Regions from separate parts of the Mus musculus genome. Here regions 2, 3, 4 and 5 are each linked to region 1. A link is a loop called in an ENCODE intact Hi-C map of the cell type or tissue named here. Cell type or tissue: heart. All regions are shown on one strand.

Region 1 (4,000 bases):
TACATTTTAATGACCCAAAACATTTGGTTATTAATAGAATTTCTAAGAATAAGTTTTTCCTTATCTTTAGAAGGATAGTGTGTCTTTAGGAGTACCACTGACAAATTTTTGGCTTTTGTTGATCGGTAAACTTCTTTATTCTCCGACAGCAGAGGCCATCTGGTTTGTTGGAAGGGACGTGTAGGTTAGCTTATAGGAGCTGGAGAGAGGTAGTTGCTAAGGAACGACTGCGGAGGTGCTGGCCTCCAAAAGGTCTCCTCAGGGAATCTCCTCCTGTGTTGACATCCATGGCGTGGGGAGGCCAGTATGTCCTTGAACTTCACAAAGTCTCTTTTGGAACCTTCCACAGTGGGTGGTAAATTACCCCAAGTGGATGCCCTGTTCCTGGTCTAAGAGAGTTCATGGTTCATTTCTTTTCATAGAGTTAATGAGTGGTACATTTAAATGGCTTAGCCAGGAGAAACAGAACTTTTAATCCTCTTGAAATTAAAAGCAAGAAAAAAAGATTAAAGTATTTTGTTTTAAAAGGTTCTGTATATTTTTCTTCCTCCAGCTGAAGTTTCTTGTTTTCTTTTTTCTTTTTTCTTTTTTTCTCTTTTTTTACAGATCCCTAAATTTATTGTAATCCAAGTGAGGAAACAGAATATTGAGAATCAAAAGAAGGAAAGGAAAGCCATGAAGAAATTGCTGAAGAAAATGGCTTATGACCGGGAAAAACATGAAAAGCAAGATAAAACTGCAAATGGTGTAAGCAAATCCTGAGGGTTTATAATTATTGTGATTTAAGTCCTTCCACTGCAATGTTCTCCTGTTTACTGTGCCTCGGTAGGAATATAAATGAAGGAGACCAGTTTCTTTTCTTCTAATGACCAATATTGAAAGTTGGTCAGGTGTTAGGACTCAGTGTGGAGTTTAGTAATGGTGAACAAAGAAATAATGTCAAGAGAAGACTACCCTCAATTTTCCCCTTCAGGGAAACACACACACACACACACACACACACACACACACACACATACACATACACATACACACACACACACACACACACACACACACACATACACACACACATACACACACACACATACACACACACACACACACACACATACACACACACATACACACACACACATACACACACACACACATACACACATACACACCCATACACACACACACACATACACACATACACACACACACACATACACACACACACACACACACACACACACACACACACACTCCTTTTGTATCATTCAGATGCCCACTACTGAGTGAAATTCCTCAGCACTCCACTAAGCTTCATCCATAAGAATTCATAGAGAGACTTGACTGGATTGGGGGTATCTTGAGGCAGAAGATCAATCCTAGATCCATGAAAAGTATTTAAGCTTTGTAATTTGATCAGAGGAATTTTAACTTACATTATAGAGAAGAAAATTAAGATAAAAGATCTAGATTTACAAACTAGTGTAGGGATGGATATATTAAGAACCATGTTTACGAGAATGAAATATGCATGAAAATATATTTATGAATTGAGTTAGCCATGCTCTGGTGGCAGCTCTCAGAATGAGGGAGAGGCCTTCTATTGTTCTGCTTAAGGGAAAACACCCCTCGCCCCAACGGAAGTTGCTCAGTTGCATGCTGCCATCTTGTGGAAAACTATGAAAGTGCAGTTGTCAGCCTTTGACCAATTTTTCTCCTATGGTCTGCTATGGTTGGGGGATGAAGGAGGGGGGGTCTCTAAATTATATATATATTTGGCCCGAACCCATTTGTAGCTCTCTCTTAAAAATACTTTCTTAGAGATGTAAAAATGTTTTAAAAGTCAATTGTAAATATCTCTAAACGATACAAAATAGAAGTAAGGGAAATTATCAATGTTGTTTATAGTTGTTTTAGAACTTAATTTTAAAATAGGGCTAGAAAGGAATTGTTACAGGTCATTTTTCTTTCACTTTGGAGTGCTCTGATACCTCAAATACAATGTAAAGAGGGGACTGGCATTGTAGTCCTGGCTGTTCAAATTGAGGCCAAATTAAGTGCCCTTTCCTTTTCTGAAAAAAATTCAGATATTTAGCCAAATTCTGTTGATCCAAGATACCAAGTCCTAATCACCCATTAGCTTATTCAAAGAGGCCCAAAGCTGGATGCTTGCTTTCCCACCCTATACAGAAGTAGGCAGCTCAGACTAACTTGTGTGTGTATGTGTGTGTGTGTGTGTGTGTGTGTGTGTGTGTGTGTGTGTGTGTGAAGGAAGCCTGCGCCAGGTACTGCATACTAGGAAGCAGGCATCAGGAGGCTTCAGAGGGGCTCAAGCTTATTTGTGAAAACAAATCATCTCTGCAAGAAGAAAGAAGTGTAGACTGACTGCAGAGGGCATTCCTAGGGTCGCAGCCCCACACCTGGGGCCAGTTTGGACTATCTTTTAGATTGAAATTTTTAAATTCAATTCCAGAAATTTACCTTTCAGGTTGGCATCAAAGAATCAAGTTGGTATCTTAGAATCGTATACATAGGAAAAAATTATAAATGAGCAAACAAATGCACAAAATGAAATTTACTTGTGTATAGATGATTTTTTTTGTGAAAGCATCCATCCATCCATGCATCCTCTAGTGCTAGAACTGAAAAATCAAAACTGGAAGTTTTAGGCTAGGTTTTGTGACCAGTAGGAGGTTGCTACTGTCCAGCAAATGGCTGGCCCTGCAGCCGATCCCTTTGAGTGCAGTGTAAGCCACCTCACCCCCACTGCCTTGTATTTTATCACTTTTCTTCCTTGATTCTTCAGCTAAATCATCTTAATGTTCAGCCCAGGCCCTAAATGGTATGGCGGTGGTGGAGCACACCTTTAATCAAAGCACTTGGGAGGCAGAGGCAGGAGGATTTCTGAGTTCGAGGCCAACCTGGTCCACAAAGTAAGTTCCAGGATAGCCAGGGCTATAGAGAGAAACCCTATCTAAAAAACAAACAAGAAAGAAAGAAAGAAAGAAAGAAAGAAAGAAAGAAAGAAAGAAAGAAAGAAAGACAGACAGACATTACTGGACAAAATAGACCATCTCTATTAACCATGGAAGTGAACATTTTTAAGCAAAGTAAATACAAAATAAATAAATAAAAGTATAAACAGATTATATAGTATTTTACTGTGTTGTAGGCCATGCTTTTAATGTGTGTGTGTGTGTGTGTGTGTGTGTATGTTTATATAGGAAGGATGCAGGGGAGGGAGGACGGAATGAAGGAGGTAGGAAGAGAGAGAATATGTGATCATGTAGGAGACCCAACTATGGTCCAGGATGGACTGAAACTCACAAATAACAAAAGACAAATTGGAACTTCTGACCATCCTGCCTCAACCCCAGAGAGCTATATTGCAGATAAATACTACCATGTCCAGCTTCTATGCAGTGCCCAGTGGATTTGTTCATGCTAAACACACTACCCACTGAGCTGGATCACCAGCAACCCTCTTTGGTGTTAGTACAAAATATTGTGAATATAGCAAACAAAGTGTTTATTTCATTGAGTTTACCATAATTTCATCTTACCTCTAAATTCTCTCCAATCCATGGTACCTAGGAAATCCATTTATACTGATTATCATTTATCGAAAATAACCATTTCAATTTTCTTCTGCTACAAAAGTAAATTGGAGTAGGGAACTAAGAATTAAGTCTCCCTGTGGAGCCCCCAGCTGATGGGGGGGGGCTTATGCAAATAAGGTTGGCTTGGAACATAGGGATATACACCTGCCTCTGTCTCTAGAGCTATAGGATTAAAGACATATGCCACCATACCTGGCTTAAAAATATATTTTAAAAAGGGAGGGAGGAGGGGGAGAGAGAGTAAGGCAGACAGAAAAAAGAAAGAGAAAAAGAAAAGAAAAAAGAGAAAGAAAGAAAGAAAGAAAGAAAGGAAGGAAGGAAGGAAGGAAAGAAAGGAAAGAAAGAAAGAAAATTGGAGAGGAGCCTCTTGCCCTATCAACTTA
Region 2 (4,000 bases), 180 kb before region 1:
CCACTTGCATCTAAGAAACGCAGAGATGAGTACAGTTAAACAGCTTGCTCTAGAAGACACATTGTTTTCCTTCCATGTGGGATCCCATTTTAATGGCTTGTAAGAAGAGCTGCAGCTTCTCCTCATTGTTGTAACGTTCCTGAAGTTTTGTCTACATGGGGACAGTTTTTGTGTGCATGCTAGACCAGAGTTCTACAAAGCTGCATTGCTGGAACTAAAACCTGTTCCTTGCCTTGCCCCGGAACACTAGCTCTGTAAATTCCTCCTCTAAGACTTTAGTAATATGTAGAAGTTCTACTATGTATCCTATATAGACAGCAACATTGTGCTATGTCCAGACTGGGCTACATTGTGTTGTGTGTTGACAGCTACATTGTATTGTGTGTAGATAGCTACATTGTGTCACACTTAGACAGCTATGTTATGTCATGTGTAGGTGGCTACATTGTATCATATGTAGATATCTATATTGCATTGTGCATTCAGGTAGCCAATAAGATGCAGGAGGAGGCCATGCTCTCTTGCCTTTCAGACTGTGATTAGAATAACAGTAAGTGCAAGCATGGTAGGGAGTAGACGGCAAGGATAAAGGAAATGATTATTTTTAAAACCAAAGACTTGAAGATTTTTCAAACAGGCGACAGTTGATCTGGTATGGCAATGTGTTCCTGTATTTCAACTACTCAGGAAGGCAAGGCAGGAGGATCTCAAATCTTAGGTGAGTCTAGGTTGCATGATGAGATCCTGTCTCAAAAAAAAAAAATCAAAGTTCTTAGAATAATATGGCAGAACACACTAACACATTTTTCTAGTTATTTGTGAATAAGCAACTCAATCTCTATACTGTAGCAGACTTTTATGGAATTTAGATTTTGGTAAATATTGGTTCTGGGACAGTATTAGTACATGTACCAAGTAAATGACATTTTATTGTTTGACTTAAGCTTATAGCTAATACTTAGGATGTTCTATATATGGTAGCTGAGATACTGTGCATGGTAGGTGAGGTATATGCGTCAATACACTCATAAGATAAAGCAATGCTGGTTAATAAGCCTATTGGAGAGATATTAAAATGTCTTCATAGAATTTTACGTATAAAGCCTGAAGTCACTGAGCCAGTAAGTGTGAAGAATGATGGGCTGAGTCCACACTGCTTAAATGCCCACTGCTCTTGCCCGTGACACTGTACTGCTCTATTAACCCAGGGGAAGAGCTATAAGCAAGCAATGCTGCAAGCGTTAGTTAACAGCCCGTGTTTAAGTTGTCCAGGAGGGTCACAATACTTCTGTGTTAGAGGTGGCTGTTGCTCAATAATGCCATCATTGATCATGAGCTCTGTTAAGGACTTAGTATTCTCTCAAAAGCGTTTCCCATGACCACTGTCAGAGATAGCTATGATGTATAGCTGACCGATATTATACCTACTTTATAGATGATGAACTGCAGTTGAATGAAGTATATACATTCCCAAAATTCTCAGTTATTGGTCTGTCTAACCAAAAGTATATTACTACTTGTGTGTGTGTGTGTGTGTGCGTGTACCTGTGTGAGTGCATGTGCACGCGTGTGTCTGTGGAGGTGGGGGTATGTACACGTGTATATCTGGGTACATATACAGAAGCCACAGAAAGATATCAGATGCTATGCTACTTTAGATTAAGTCTTACATCTCCTGCCCTGTATTATTCCCTGAGACAGTGTCCCACACTGCTAGGCCATCAGACCAGAAGCCCTAGCCAGCCTCCTGTCTCTGGCATCCATATCGATTGGATTCCAGGCATGCACCACCATGCCTGGCTTTCTCATAGGTGCTGGGACCTCAGTTCAGGTCTTTATTCTTGCACAGCAAGTTTCTTTATCCACTGAGCCAATTCTCTGGGCCCCCATTACTTAATTTTTTAAGTGAATATTTCATGTTCCTCGGTTTTGTTCTGCTGAAATCCTTCATTGGTAATGATGAGCAGTAGACATCAATAGAAAAAACAAGACTGTCCCTCCATGTCCCAGAACAAAGTCAAGTACCTGATCTATTAGTAATTATCTGAGTATCACTGCCAGAAAGCAGCGACTTCACTTCATGGGAAAGAACAAAGGCAGAGCATTGAATTAGGTTTGTTCTTTGTGAAATCAGGCTTCCATTTTCCTAGCCAGGCTTCCACAGGAAAACTTAGTGAAATATTCTCCCAATGGCCACAAGATGGCGGTGAGAACAAAAGAGACAGTGAAATTTATAAACCACATGCAACCCTCCTTTCAAACAGTTGTAGAATTTATTTTCTATGTGTCTCGTTGAATTCAGACTAATAACCAATGTCAGAAATATCTGACCTTCTATTTCTCCAATATGAAACTGTGTTTTATTTCCAATTTGGAATGGAACTTTGATAAATTTGAGAAAATAGCCAATTCTTTCTTTCTCTTTCTTTCTTTCTTTCTTTTTTTTTTTCTTTTTTTCTTTTTTCTGAAGATTAGCCAAAAAAAGAGAGCTCCTGGCATCATGCCTATTCAATAACTTTGGCCATCGCTGTAGCAAAATTATAGTAAATTGAATGTACGAAAAAAATAAGAGTCCTGTGAGCTCTACAAAATGAATTTCTATGCTATTTTGGATGACAATATATTTATTATCAGTAATATAGACTTCTGACATTACACAAAAAGTAGAGTCAAAATTCTCCCAAACTTCATGTTCAGAGATGAAACCAAAAACATAGGAGACTTTGTTTCTAGGCTGTGAAACTGGCCGATTGTGGTAATTTATTCTTATATCAACTATTACATATAATTTTAATTTTAAACATTCTCTTATTTATTATATATGTTATCATTTATGTGTGGGATCAGAGGCATGCAAGTGTCAGGGCACAAGTGTAAACCTCAGAGGACAACTTGAAGTTGGTTCTCTTTATCTAACACATAGAAGCTGGGAATCAAACTCAGGCCTTCAGGCGTGGTGGCAAACCCCTCTCCTCTCTGAACCACCTTGTTGTCATATAATTTTAATTTCTTCACTCTATCATCCCTGCCTCTTTTGAGACTTAGACTCTAGGGAAACAAGTGGAGTGAAAAGGTAAAAAGTAGAAAACAAAAAGCTAAAGGCTAAGGAAAACTATTGTGTAGCTGAGTTAAAGACTGAGTGTTTCTGTTAGATGCCTTAATTTGACCAGACCCATATAATTTTGCTTCATATACCGTATATCTCATATACCATAGAAAGAATGGCCATCAAGGTTAGAAGGATCGGTCTGAGCTCTGTCCTTTAATAAAATTAAGAGCTTTCTAGTGTAGAAGAACGATGGCGTCAGGAAGGGACTATGGGAAGAGTTGTCTTTCAGAATCACAGCTGCAGGGTGAAGCCATGAAACTCAAAGTAAGGGTGAGCCAATGGTTTCAAAGCAAGTCTGCGACTTGACCTATCACATGCTAACTGTGACTACTATTTGATGCTGTTTGGCTTCTCTCACTTAACTCCCCTCTCAGTTCTATGATGAAGGGGGCTTGAATATCTAATCTATCATCCATCTATCTATCCATCCATTCATCTGTCTATCATCTATCTATCTACTGATGGCCTAAGGACATCCTGCAGTCAGCCCACGTTCAGGTGGTTGCCAAGTGATGGCGCCAGCTCTAATTTCTTAAGGCCTGAGACATGGGAGCACATCCGTGCCATCTTGTAGAGACAAGTGATAATCACACATTCGAATTAGCATATTCTTCAGCTGTTGTCTCACCTCTCTGGTCCTTTGTCTTTCCCTCCATACCCCATTGACCCTAGAAAAAGAGATCACTTCAAAAATGTTGAAGCATCTCTGGGGCCCCCTGACCAACAATGAGACAAAGGATTTTTTTTTTTTTTTTTTTTTGTAACTTATGGCCCTTGAGGAGGGAGGGCCAGTTTTCTTCAGCACTGTGGTCCATGGTAGGTTGTCTGTTCTCCAGTGTATGCAACTCCCCATCCATGAGCAGCACTGACTAGACCCAGATGAAGAGAGAG
Region 3 (4,000 bases), 400 kb before region 1:
AAAGGGAAACACCTGTATCTCTCCACACACGGGCTCTGTAGTCACTTATGGGAGATCTGCTGGCTGCTGATTTAGTGAGAAAGAACGATGTGGGAAAAGGCACAGAAATAATTTATAGGGTCCCCCCCCCCTCTAGGATGCTTTCATCTTGAAATCATGTTTGGACCGGAAACACGTTACCCACAGAGAAACAGACATGCTAACAGTGATGATAGTCAAGACAGCAGTTAGTAAGGGTGAAGAACCTCGTGTTAACTGGATTATTTCTTAAAATCTCAAAGCTTTTTTTTTTTTTAAGTTTCAATTTTAAGATGGTCTGAAGAGGAAGAAGAGTTAAAAATAAACAAATTTCTCTTTATATTATCTATAACTAGGAGCCAGATCTTAGTTTCTGATCCATTCTTCAATAAAAAGAAAGGGGGGTTCAGCTTAAGAACGGGTGGTTACACGGCGGAAGCAAATGTGTACAGAGTAATGGAAACATTTCAGAGACGCAGAAGGCAGCCCGAAGGAGCTTTCAGTGCCAGAATTGGAACAATGAGACTCAAGATAACAACAACAAAAAATGTTATATTGGGTTATCCAAAATATAAAAATAAATACCCATTATCCCCGTGATATAAATAGCTAAACACATAAGTCGATGGACGTGGGGGATGTGGCTGGCTCCTCTAGAAACGCCTCAGTTTTAAGTTCTGTGGTCCTCCAGGGACCACACTTCAGTGTGGGCTTTGCATTTGAATAAATGCGCATGTGCAGGGGAAGACAAGGTAGGTTGCAAGAAGCCTCGCCAGGGCACCGTCTTTAGATGGCCAGGGTGATCTCCTGTGGCAAGACTTGTTGATTTTAGAAATACTTGGTGTCTTGTGGAGAGACTGACATCAGACAAACCAAACTGAGGTGCTGCCAGACAAATACCGCACCAGTTCCCTGCAGAAACGCTGAAGTCTTCAACCATGAGGAAAGCCCAAGAAACAGGCACGAGGAGGGTGAGACACTGGGACTGAGATGTTGTCTTGAGAAGGACCATCGGAAGGAAATAGGAGGAAAAGTCAGAGAGCTGAATAGGAGATGTACTTTAATTGCTAATAAAGAACCAATATTTGCTTTTTAATTGTGATAATTAGGCTTCAGGGACCTTAGATTCTAACATAGGAGTTTGGGTATTAGGGTACATGGAAACTTTCTTCTTTGAATTTATTTTTGTGAATATAAAGCTATTTACATTAGACTTTAATTTAAAAGAAAAAATGAGATATCTAAAATCAGTAAAAGTTGATACGATTACTTTTTTAATTTAAAAAATTAGATCTATTTATTTTATGAGTATGAATGTTTTGCCCGTTGGGTATGTATGGTTACCATGTATGTGCCTGGTGCCTCCGAGGTCAGAACAGTTGTGAGCCACCACCGTGTGAGTGCTAGGAATTGAACCCAGGATCTTTATAAGAGCAGCAAGCACTCTTAACCACTGAGCCATCTCTCCAGTACTGCAATTCTATTCGATAAGTGATAAGAGGAACATAAACACTACAATAATAAAACTGGCATTATAATTTGCTTCTGTTCACTATCTGGTTACTGAGTTAGATATAGCATGCTTTCTAGCTCATGTTAGGTCCTACATCATCTGAGCAATAGGCAGTAATACTGCCAGCAACCGCTGCTATTTCTCTCCTTGTATGCTGTGAACTTTTACCCAGAGCTGCTCCACTACCCACCTGCTCAACCCCAATTTTAAGAACTTGAGACATTTTGAAGTTTTCTAGCCATGTTGCTTATAAATCTGCTGTACCTTTTTTTTCTTTTTTCTTTTTTTTTTTTAATGGACGTTTATGGTACAATCTCATTATTATAATTTTCCTGTTTTGTCACATGTGATAACCAATGTTAGATTTTAAAAATTTCCTATCTGTGGAGTGATTCCTCAAATTTTATGTAAATGTGAAATGATGAAAAGTAAGTAGATCAATGAATTCTCACTTTATGTACTTTGAAATTATGTTAACTCCTTAAATGGAAATCAGTCTTAAAGGCGGAAGGGACAAATGTATTCGAAACTGTTCCTGCTACTGCCACATGGTGGCGCCATGTCAGCTGGTGAATGTTAAACTTTGGCAAACTTTGGATTAGTCTTCAGTTGATTAAGAACTGTTTGATCTGCGCAGGAATGCACAGTTGTGCTCTGGCCTCCATTTCACAGAAGAGATAACCAGAGTCCAGACAAGTAATTACTATTCAAAGTCCACCCGGAGGTCTGCTACTGAACCAGGAGTACAATGTACTTCCTGTCTCTTTGGTCTGGAAGCGCATTTTCTTCGTCATCTCCCTCTACCCGCACCCCCACCCCGCCCCCATGGGTAGATGTGTGTGGGTGTGTTTGAACAAGTGTCTGGGTATGCATGTGGAAGCCAGGGGTCAACTCGGGGATTCTACCTTAATCATCCCCATTTATTTTTTGGAATAGGATGTGTCACTAAACAGAGTTTGCTGATTCGTCTAGACTTCCTGGCTAGGGATTCTCAGAGATCCATCGGAGAGGGGATGGCAGGTGTGTACAAAATATACCAAATCTGTTTTTGTTTTTGTTTCTTTTTCTCTTCCTTTCCCTCTTTCTCTCTCTCTCTCTCTCTCTCTCTCTCTCTCTCTCTCTCTCTCTCTCCCTCCCTCCCTTCCTCCCTCCCTTCCTTCCTTTGTTCTTTTCTTTTCTTTTCTTTTCTTTTCTTTTCTTTTCTTTTCTTTTCTTTTCTCTTTAAGGCATGGGTACTGGGGGATCTGAACTCACTGTACAAACTGAACTAGCATCTATGCCCACTGTATAGAATATATAACAACAGCCACATTTCCACCAAGAAAGGTTTTTGGGTTGTTGTTGTTGTTGCCATGAATCTCATAATATTACCTTCAAGTCCTTTATTATTATTATTATTATTAATTATTGTTTCATGCAATTTTCTTTTGCTGTTTCTCTTAAAGCTTCTATGGCAGGCTTTTACTTAGCAAAATGTTTCAAGTGCAACAAAACCTTTAAGTATCACTGGAAGAATTGACTGGAATTAACAATTTGACTTGGAAGTACTCTCATAAGTTATTGTTAAATGAAAACTTAAAAAGAAAATAATTCTAATAGCATCATTCCTGGTTTATAAGTTAGAACATGGCAAAATGTCCTGTGTAGCATGTATGTAAATGTTCATGTCTGTATGGACATGAGTGCAGCAGAAGCTTGGAGTGTTACACGGAGTTCGATCTAAATATTTATTTTATAGTTACTATAAATAAAGAGAAAGAAACCTGGAAATCTGGAGAAGCTGTGGTAAAAACAACATATGAACTGTCAAGTCATTAATTCTCCCTCCAAAACAAACAAACAAACAAACAAACAAACAAACAAAGTTAAAATCAGAATTGGGCAGCTTACATAAAACAAAAATACAAGTTATTTTTCACATCTAAAATATATTGACTCTTGTGTGTTCCAATCCTTCTGAAACCAGGGATCAAATCCAGGGTCCTAAGTGACTAGGCAAATCCTCTGCCACTGAGCAACACACACACACACACACACACACACACACACACACACACACACACACGGGAAGCCACATGTGCCGTTGCAGAGTGGTGCTGGCTTCTGCTGGCCACCAAGCATAAGTTTGGGTAAACAACCAATGTGCGCACGTGCATAAGAGTTTTTTGCCGACTCACTGCCTGGCCTGATGCATATTAATGAGGTACTGGTAGCATAACCAATCAGGTATCGACATGTCATTCCTAGGCCTATATAAGCAGCACCACTTCTGGGCTCTGGGTCTTCCTCTTCATGCTGAAGCTAGTGTAATAAAGCATTGTTGCAGAAGGATCCGGTTGTCCACGTGTGTTCTTGCTGGCGTGTGTTCTTGCACATGCTTATTTATATTTAAAAACCAGAGAAATGCAAATTAAAACCACAACAAGATTCCATTTTGAATTTATGCGAATAGCAAACAATGGTATAGCA
Region 4 (4,000 bases), 140 kb before region 1:
GAGTTTTGAGGCTTGTTAGGCCAAGTGCCTTTACCTGCTAAGCCAGCTCACTGACCCTCTGATCCGTGTTTCTTGTTTATATAGTCAAAATGATGGTATTCATAGGGAACTGCCTTGACTGATAATTTCAAGGCTAGCTCTACTTCCCTTTTTGCCCTCTGCCTACCCACGCAGCTGAACAGTCACTGATCTTTCTAATTAATTAGCATATTCACTTACATCCCACTCACTTTCTCCCTCCCAGTCATCCCTCCTACAATCCTCCCCCTTATCCTTTTTCCCCTTCTCTGAGTAGGCAGAGCCCCTTGGGTATCCCTGTACCCTGGCACATTAAGTCTCTGCAGGTCTAGGTGCTTCCTCTCCTACTGAGGCCAGATAAGGCAGTCCAGTGAGTAGAACACATCCCACATACAGGCAACAGCTTTTGGGATAGCTACCGACTACAGTTGCTCAGGATCCACATGAAGACCAAACTGCACATCTGTGGAGGCCTAGGTCCTTCCTGAGTATGCTTATTGGTTAGTGGTTCAGTCTCTGAGAGACCCAAACGGTCCAGGTTAGTTGACTGTTATTTTTCTGTGGCGTTCCTATCCCTTTTGGGTCTGCAATCCTTCCTCCTGCTCTTACATGAGGGTCCCCAAGCTCCATCCACTGTTTGACTGGGGTTGTCTGCAGCTATCTGAGTCAGCTGCCTCAATGAAGACTCTCAGAGGATATCCATGCTAGACTCTTGTCTGCAAGCATAACAGAGTATCATTAATAGTGCCAGGGTTTGGTGCTTGCCCATCGGATGTAGCAGAGACTGAGGGAATGGCCAACTAACTGGTCACTGATCTATCTTTCATCTCTATTCCTCTGTTCAGCTATAGCACTTCTCTGAGAGCAGTGGTTCTAAACTTGTGGGTCAAGACCCTTCGGGGGAAATAAGTGACCCTTTGACATAGGTCACATATCAGATAATCTGCATCTCAGATATTTATGTGGCATTCACATCAGTAGCAAAATTACATTTATGAAGTAGCAACGAAAATAATTTTATGGCTAGGGTCACCACAACACAAAGGTGTTAAAAGATCGTAGCTTTAAGAAGGTTGAGAACAGGGGTTGGAGAGATGGCTCCGTGGTTAAGAGCACTGACCACTCTTCCGAAGGTCCTGAGTTCAAATCCTAGCAACCACATGGTGGCTCACAACCACCCGTAATGCGATCTGATGCCTTCTTCTGGGGTGTCTGAAAACAGCTACAGTGCACTTACATAAAATAAAAAACCTTAAAAACAAAAAGTTGAGAACCACTGTCTTAGAGGTTAAACGTAAACAGTGCACAGTGCTTGGGCTTGCACACTGCTACTATTATGTGAGAGGTATGTGGAATTGCATGTTTTCTTTAACATCCATTAAAAAAAGAGTAAGACTCCTCCTTTATTAGAGCACCAGTGCTGCTCTCTTTCCCATTGTGTGAAGATTTAGTTAATATATGAAGTGCTGAGAACAGTGCCTGCGGAGGTTAATCCCTCAGCCATTAGCCGGCCAGTAATGCCTCTCCGAGACAAAAGGAGCCCAGTATTTATGCTCCTGTCCAGTCCGGCCGTGAGCTGTCTGAACTCGGCACTGGGCTTTGTGTATCTCAGGCGGCAGAAATCAGTCAGTACAGGGTGTCCACGGGGACACAGGTGAACTTTGAGTGTTTCCCAAGAGAAACATAGAACACCCACCCTCTCTCCTTTTATAACTATTTCAGCTGAAGGATCGAATGTTTAATATGAATTTCTATTAAAAAACCAAATTCCTGATCTCAGAGTGTTTATTGTATTTTGACTGGTTATCACTGGCGCCCCCTGCAGGATTGATGAAGTATTTTCTTGGCCTGCCTCGGCTTGGCTGGGAAATCCTCTGAATGCTTTGTGATTTGGCAGCATACTGCAGCTCTGCAGTAGGAGGCCTGCAGAGAGCATTTTCTACCCGCCGTAAGGTTACCTGGGCATTCCAGGGTGGTGGAAAGGCATGTGATAAGGAAAAGAGGATATGCTAGGGATGGAGAAATGCTCTGTCTGGCCTACTTCGGAATCCCTTACCACTCTTTGGTGGTATCCTCTGATGCCAGGAGTTGAGCTTCTCTTCTTCAAAATGGTGGGCTGTCACAAAGCTTATTGGTGAGTACGAGCAGCAAGGCATCTGGAGAATCCACTGTAGTGTCTGTCCCACACTACACATGTTTAGTATCCGCTCCCGTCCAGTTTACAGGGTAACCCAAGCTCATCCCCACTGGCTCTGCTAAGGGTAAGGCTTTCTTTTGTTTAAGCATGTCCTTTGCTGCAGAGGGATTTTTTTTTTTTTTTTTTTTTTTTTTTTTTTTTTTGTCTTTCAGCCAGCAGGTGGCAACCAAATTAAAGCTAAAAGCTCATCTTATTTCAACATGGGTAAAAACATTGGCTTTTGCATGACGAAATGGCAGGTTGGACAGAGAGCATTTGGAACTGAAGGAGTGACACCAAGGGAGTGCTCTCCACGCTAGACCATGGGTGCCGAGGCTGGCTTTCCTGGGCCTCCCTTTGATTTCGGTTTCTGTATATCCGAGATCCTGAAGGATCCTGCTTCTTACGACACTGTACTGTAAGTAAAATGACTCGCATGGGGAGTGAGTCCTAAGTTGACATGACAGGCTCCCTGGACAGATCAATGCTGTTTGTGGGTTTGCATATTTTGAGGTTTTAATTTATCAAACGGCGAAAATGTCACTGCTATCCTGAGTATTGCCACCATGAAAACACACACAGCATAGTTCATGGCACACAGCGCATACATGATTGAGCTGCACAGATTAAATGACTTATGCTATGCTTATAGACACATGTCCGGTGGATCATGGGATCACATGTAGTCTGACTAACCCTTTCCTCATTGGATGAGGACGTGGAGACCTAGAATGGTTAATTTCTATAAAGTTACAGAGATTAATAATAATAATAATGATTATTATTATTATTATTGATTACAAATTGTGGAAAGCACAATTCCCAAAGCCAATAGTTTTAATTTTCCCCCCAATACCCCAGGGTTCCTCATTATTTCTCACTGGTGTTTGATGGTACTGAGCCTGGCTTGCCATTGAGGGCTAACTGCCCTGTTTTTAAAGACTGGCCAGGATGGGCAGTGTGGTACCACCATAATGGCTGTATTCAGAAGTGTCCCGAGTCACCATCACATGATACGTGCTGCTAGCTAAGGTCCCTTGAGATAAAGTCAGTCCTGAACAGAAAAGATAACCCCTAATACTAGTTTTCTCTCTCAATGCCAGTCAGCCCTGGCTACGTGTCTCTCCATTAGAAGACGATTCCCACTGACTATTGTACCAGTGCCGTGTGATTATCTGATTGGCCAGTAGATACGTCTATTGCTGTATTCTAGGGAAAAGAACCAACACCATGAACTTGCTTACTAGCTGATCTGAAGGTTTGCTAGGGATTTGCCAAGTCCTCTAAAGGAGTAGCCAGAAAGGCAAACATTTCCTTTGTTTAGCTTGCTGCTTACCACTCTTGGTTTTATGGTATCCATAGAGGGAAGGGAGGGCTGGTCAATCTCTCTTTGCTTAGCTGATGACTGTTACCATGTAGCTGCCAGTGTGAGGTCTATTGGTTACCACGCAGATGGTGGTCCATGTCTGTCAACCGATCATGGATTCATCATATTGGAGATAAAAGAAGTTTGGAAGGGTCCCCAGTGGAAAGTGGCCCACTTTTTTTTATCTTATGTTTAACTCTCCCTGCCTGCCTGCCCCACCCCCTGTGTGTGCATATGTATGTGTGTATATATACTCCTGTGGTTGCATACATGTTCCTGGGTAAGTGCAGATGCATGCAGAGAGGTTATACAACAGCAGAATGTTAGTCTTTACCTTACATCTTGTTAGAGACAGGGTCTGTCTTCTGTTGGTTACCACTGTGTGTGCTAGGCTGGCTGGCCCATCAATTCTTGAGATTCTCCTGCTTCTGTTGGCCACC
Region 5 (4,000 bases), 120 kb before region 1:
GCAAGGTATGGTTCTAAGAATAGCACTTGGGGACAGAAATAGGAAAATCTATGGTTTGAGACCAGCCTGGTCTACACAGAAAGTTCCAGGCCAGCCAGGGCTATTTCATCTAAATGTGTGTTGTGTGTGTGTCTCTGTGTGTGTGTGTGTGTAAAATAATAAAATATATATCAAGCAAAATGTTTCAATTGAGATTGTCACATATATCAAAGAGCAAGAATTTTTGTTTTTAATTTTTAGGACTAGGAAACCCAGAAAATGATTTTTTAAAACTGATGTTTGAACTTGCTTTTTTCAGTTGACTAAACAAGGCGGTATCTAGGTGGGCATCTCCTGGCACTTACTATCTTATTTTGGTCAAGATATTTCACCTGTCCACTGGCTATACTCTTTCTAATAATATTCTCTCTCTCTCTCTCTCTCTCTCTCTCTCTCTCTCTCTCTCTCTGTGTGTGTGTGTGTGTGTGTGTGTGTGTGTGTGTGTGTGTGTATCTGTGTCTGGCACAAGCTGGAGTATTCTTGGGCATACCCCCAACCCCACCACTGGAAAGTAATAGGTTCTCAGCAAATGTTGGAACTTCTTATTTTGACTATTAACTTTTTTTTTTTTTTTTTGGTTTTTCGAGACAGGGTTTCTCTGTATAGCCCTGGCTGTCCTAAAACTCTGTAGACCAGGCTGGCCTCGAACTCAAAAATCTGCCTGCCTCTGCTGGGATTAAAGGCCTGCGCTACCAAGCCCAGCTGACTGTTAACTTTTAACAGGCATTAGGTAGACAGTTTAAAGTTTATTTTTCCCAAATAGTGTTTGATTAAAAAAAAAAAAAAAAAAAAAAAAAAAAAAAAAAAAAAAAAAAGGTGTGCTTGATATTGCAGGGCACACAATAACACAGTATATTTTGTAGCGGAAAGCAAAGCCTTTCTGGTGGGCCAGATGGCATTGTGACCTTTGATTGGGCTTCTTGGTTTGGCTGTGGTGAATGTCGAATGCCTGAAGGGGTTAAGGAATGCCTTCCTTGAGTGATGCGAAGCAGCAGAAATAATCAGGTAGTAGTAACACATGGGGAAGGGAAAAGACTCTGTCCTAACCACGGTTTCCTCAGGCCCCCTTAACAACTGCTGCTGCTGCAGCGGCGGCTGCTGCAGCCTGGGATTGCCGGGTTTAAACAAAGCTGTGAGTCACACACAGCCTGTAACTGCAGGGCCAGGAAGCTCTGCGGGAGAGGCCACGCCTCTCTCCCTGTGAATCGCTGGCCCGGACAGGGGAGGGGCTGGCCCTTGCTAATGAGCAAGTTGGTCAGGCGAGACAGGAACTTCATTCCCCTCTGTGTCAGAATCCCAGAAATTATGCCCCTTCTCTCACCATGAACTGGCTATCGAGTTCCTCGGGAGTTGTGCTAACTGCTTACCACCCCAGCGGCAAGGACCAGGTCGCTGGGGACAGCCATGTAAAGGGAGGCGACGAAGCCACCTCCAGGTAAGGAGGAAAAACAAAAACCCTCTACCTGCCCAAGGAACAAAGTGACAGGGAAGTTGTCAAGAGCGGAGAGAATCACCTCTGTACTTGAAGCCTGACCTGACGCTGCAACATAGGCGGTTGGCTAGTTCTTTGCATCTCATTTACTCGAGTGCAAGAGCCCTTCTGGTTACCAGTGGAGGATGGGGGGAGTCGGGGGCGGGGGTGTGTGGGAGGTGACTCTGTGGCGCTCCGACCAGTTGCTTAGCAGGTGCATGTGCAAATACTGACTGATCAAATGACTGTATCGGAAACACTCTCTGGGAGATGGAATTCTTGAATGGGCTCAAAACGCCGCTGGAACTGTTAGCTGGGAAAGTCTGCCAAATAGCAGGGAGGCTGGTCACTCTTCTTGCTGTTTTGAGAGTGGCACCCTCCTCCTCTCTCTGAAAGCAGACCGCTTGGGCAAAATGCCCAAGTCAGTGGCCTGTGGCTGTGCTGTTCGCATTCTTCAGTGTGTGTAGATTACTCGCACAGCCAAACACACCCCTCCCTGCACTCTTGGGATTTCAAAGGGGAGTTTTTGTCAGCAGGCAGTAAGTACTCTGTTGGTAGAAGGAGCGTGGTTAATGTAAAATCACTTTATAGGCAGATAGGGCAAACGTTCTATAGACCATTGAGTCGCAGAGTCCTCTCTGCCTCTCTGTGTACTTTGTTCTGTTTTTCAAGGTTGGTTTTTCCCCTGCCTCTTCCTTTCTCGCCTTAATGACCTTCTCCCTAGCTGAAACCAGTAATCTCCAGTCTTAGATAGAAATTGCAAACATTGGCCTGGAAGATTGAAAAAAAAAAGTTATCAGTAAGTCCAATTCCATCTTGATATTAAAGGTGATAATGAACACTTTATTGTTCCTGGGTACTTCACGCCTGTGCCTTCCAAAGAAAAGAATGCCTTCTTTCATTGGTTTCCCAAATCCTTAACCGCGTGGGGCGTGTGAAAAATCAAAGGAAAGGTTAGACCTTGCCTGGGGAACTTTGCTTCTTACTTGTTGCCCTCTGTATGGAGGCCATTGGATAAACTCATTTCCAAAGTTCAAAGGGAGTGGTTGCTTTGGGGCTACACATGTAACCATTTTGTTTCCTTTGAGATTTATCAAGCGTTTCCATGCATGCTTCTGCAGGACAGTAAAATATTCATCTTTTAGCAGCAAGCAGCCAGCAACAGCAAACCAACAGTAAGCAGCCCTAGCTTGTCTTCCTTCTGACAGTTAAAATAGCCCAAACTGTGAGCTCCCAAGTTCTTCATTTGTCACTGGCTTCAGGCTGGGTGGGCTTGAGGACTGAGCTGAGTCTTGGGTCTCCGTTGTGAGAGTGAATTAAAAGCGCTGGGACTTTGGGTCCCAACCTTCATCCCACTGTTCAGACTCAAACTCCAGAAATCCCGCTCAGGTGTAGCAAAGTCTCTTAGGGGAAGCTTGTGCATGAAACTGTAGCCATTCTTTCCCATCCATCTTTGCAAGTTTGTAGTTTGTTGTGGGAGGTTTAGACTTGAGCAGGTGGAACAAATGTGTGTATTGTGTTGTTTCCAGCTATTGCAGAAGCAGAGCCAAGGTGGGCAGAGAAAACAGGGTGAGCAGTAGGCCTTGGATATGTGTCAGGACACATCTCTAGATGGGCTGTAAAAGACCTTTCAGCTAGCCGCCAAAATGCTCACCAACCATTTTCTGGGACTGCCTTTTCATGAGGGATAGGTAGTGATGCTGGGGTGTGGGGAGAAGGTCAAAGACTGGTTTGAGGCAGGAGGGGAGGGGGAAGCAGTCTTCATTAATTTTTACCCTGAAGCTTAGTAACATATCAGCTAGCACAGTGTAACTTTGGGAGGTTCCTTGTTTAGCCTGGAAGAGGTTAAGATACTGGAGTTGGCATGAAGTAAGGCTTCCTGGAGTGAGGGGGGATTTGAGCAGTGGAACAGATAGGGCTAGTAGTGACCTCCTAAGGATGGCCATAATGGATGGGGCTATGTGTGGATTGGCTGGCTGGTAGTTTAAGCATTACGAAGTTGCTCCAAGATTTCAGTGATTGTTGATGCCTATTTTGTAAACAAAACTGAAGTGAAACTCATATAAAGAGGCTAATTAGATCCTGCATGTCCTCATATCTATTTAAAAGTAGCGGGAGGTAGCTCAAAATTCTGACCTTGTTTATCAAAGAATTTCATTTATTCTAAATTATATGTGTATATAATATATAACATGTATATACATATATATGTTATGTGCATATACTCATATTTTATATATAACAGCAAAATATAAAGGGTTATATTTATGATTTCAGATGTTTATAGAAAATGTTTTGATTTTTAACTTTCTCTTGCCAAATCATCCTTTCAGGATGATGAGAAGTTAATACTTTGGTGAGCAGTCTGATATCATAGAACTTCTTATATTACATTACCTCGATTAGAATTCACTCCCGGATCCCAGATTGAAGAATTCCTCTCACTCCTGTTTGAAGCCTCCCAGTTGGAGAATCCTGATTTATGTTTTC

What was found. Hi-C counts contacts between places; a loop is a spot of excess contacts. Peaks named below come from ENCODE experiments on the same cell type or tissue, not always from the same donor. Only the 100,000 strongest peaks of a DNase experiment are listed, where the experiment ranks them.
Region 2: a loop joins it to region 1, with 12 times the contacts of the local background. A loop is called at or near these places in 38 of 42 quality-filtered maps.
Region 3: it touches region 1 in a loop (5-fold over the local background); 26 of 42 quality-filtered maps call a loop at or near these places.
Region 4: a loop joins it to region 1, with 7 times the contacts of the local background. A loop is called at or near these places in 23 of 42 quality-filtered maps.
Region 5: a loop joins it to region 1, with 1.9 times the contacts of the local background. A loop is called at or near these places in 2 of 42 quality-filtered maps.

The regions. Positions count from the first base shown.
Region 1 is chr10:26,889,126-26,893,125 of GRCm38, forward strand. Arhgap18 (Rho GTPase activating protein 18) reads left to right here. Exons shown (of 15, transcript NM_176837.2): 12 at 607-747. Among named protein-coding and RNA genes, the nearest start is that of Gm30534, 75 kb to the right of the region's middle. In heart, CTCF peaks have their summits at 1,667 (motif pointing left) and 1,891; no DNase peak of the experiment used is centred here; H3K27ac peaks cover 193 bases.
Region 2 is chr10:26,709,075-26,713,074 of GRCm38, forward strand. All of the region lies in intron 1 of Gm48893 (a long non-coding RNA gene), which reads left to right. Among named protein-coding and RNA genes, the nearest start is that of Gm48893, 16 kb to the left of the region's middle. In heart, a CTCF peak has its summit at 2,200 (motif pointing right); no DNase peak of the experiment used is centred here.
Region 3 is chr10:26,492,370-26,496,369 of GRCm38, forward strand. It overlaps Gm30034 (a long non-coding RNA gene), which reads left to right. Exons shown (of 6, transcript XR_871559.3): 4 at 2,468-2,551. Among named protein-coding and RNA genes, the nearest start is that of Gm30034, 60 kb to the left of the region's middle. In heart, a CTCF peak has its summit at 2,077 (motif pointing right); no DNase peak of the experiment used is centred here.
Region 4 is chr10:26,750,891-26,754,890 of GRCm38, forward strand. No RefSeq gene overlaps it. Among named protein-coding and RNA genes, the nearest start is that of Arhgap18, 20 kb to the right of the region's middle. In heart, CTCF peaks have their summits at 1,831 (motif pointing left) and 2,405 (motif pointing right); a DNase peak (open chromatin) is centred at 1,911.
Region 5 is chr10:26,771,223-26,775,222 of GRCm38, forward strand. Arhgap18 (Rho GTPase activating protein 18) reads left to right here and starts at 1,290. Exons shown (of 15, transcript NM_176837.2): 1 at 1,290-1,474. The coding sequence starts at 1,362. In heart, a CTCF peak has its summit at 2,476; DNase peaks (open chromatin) are centred at 1,229 and 1,919; H3K4me3 peaks cover 2,045 bases; H3K27ac peaks cover 2,179 bases.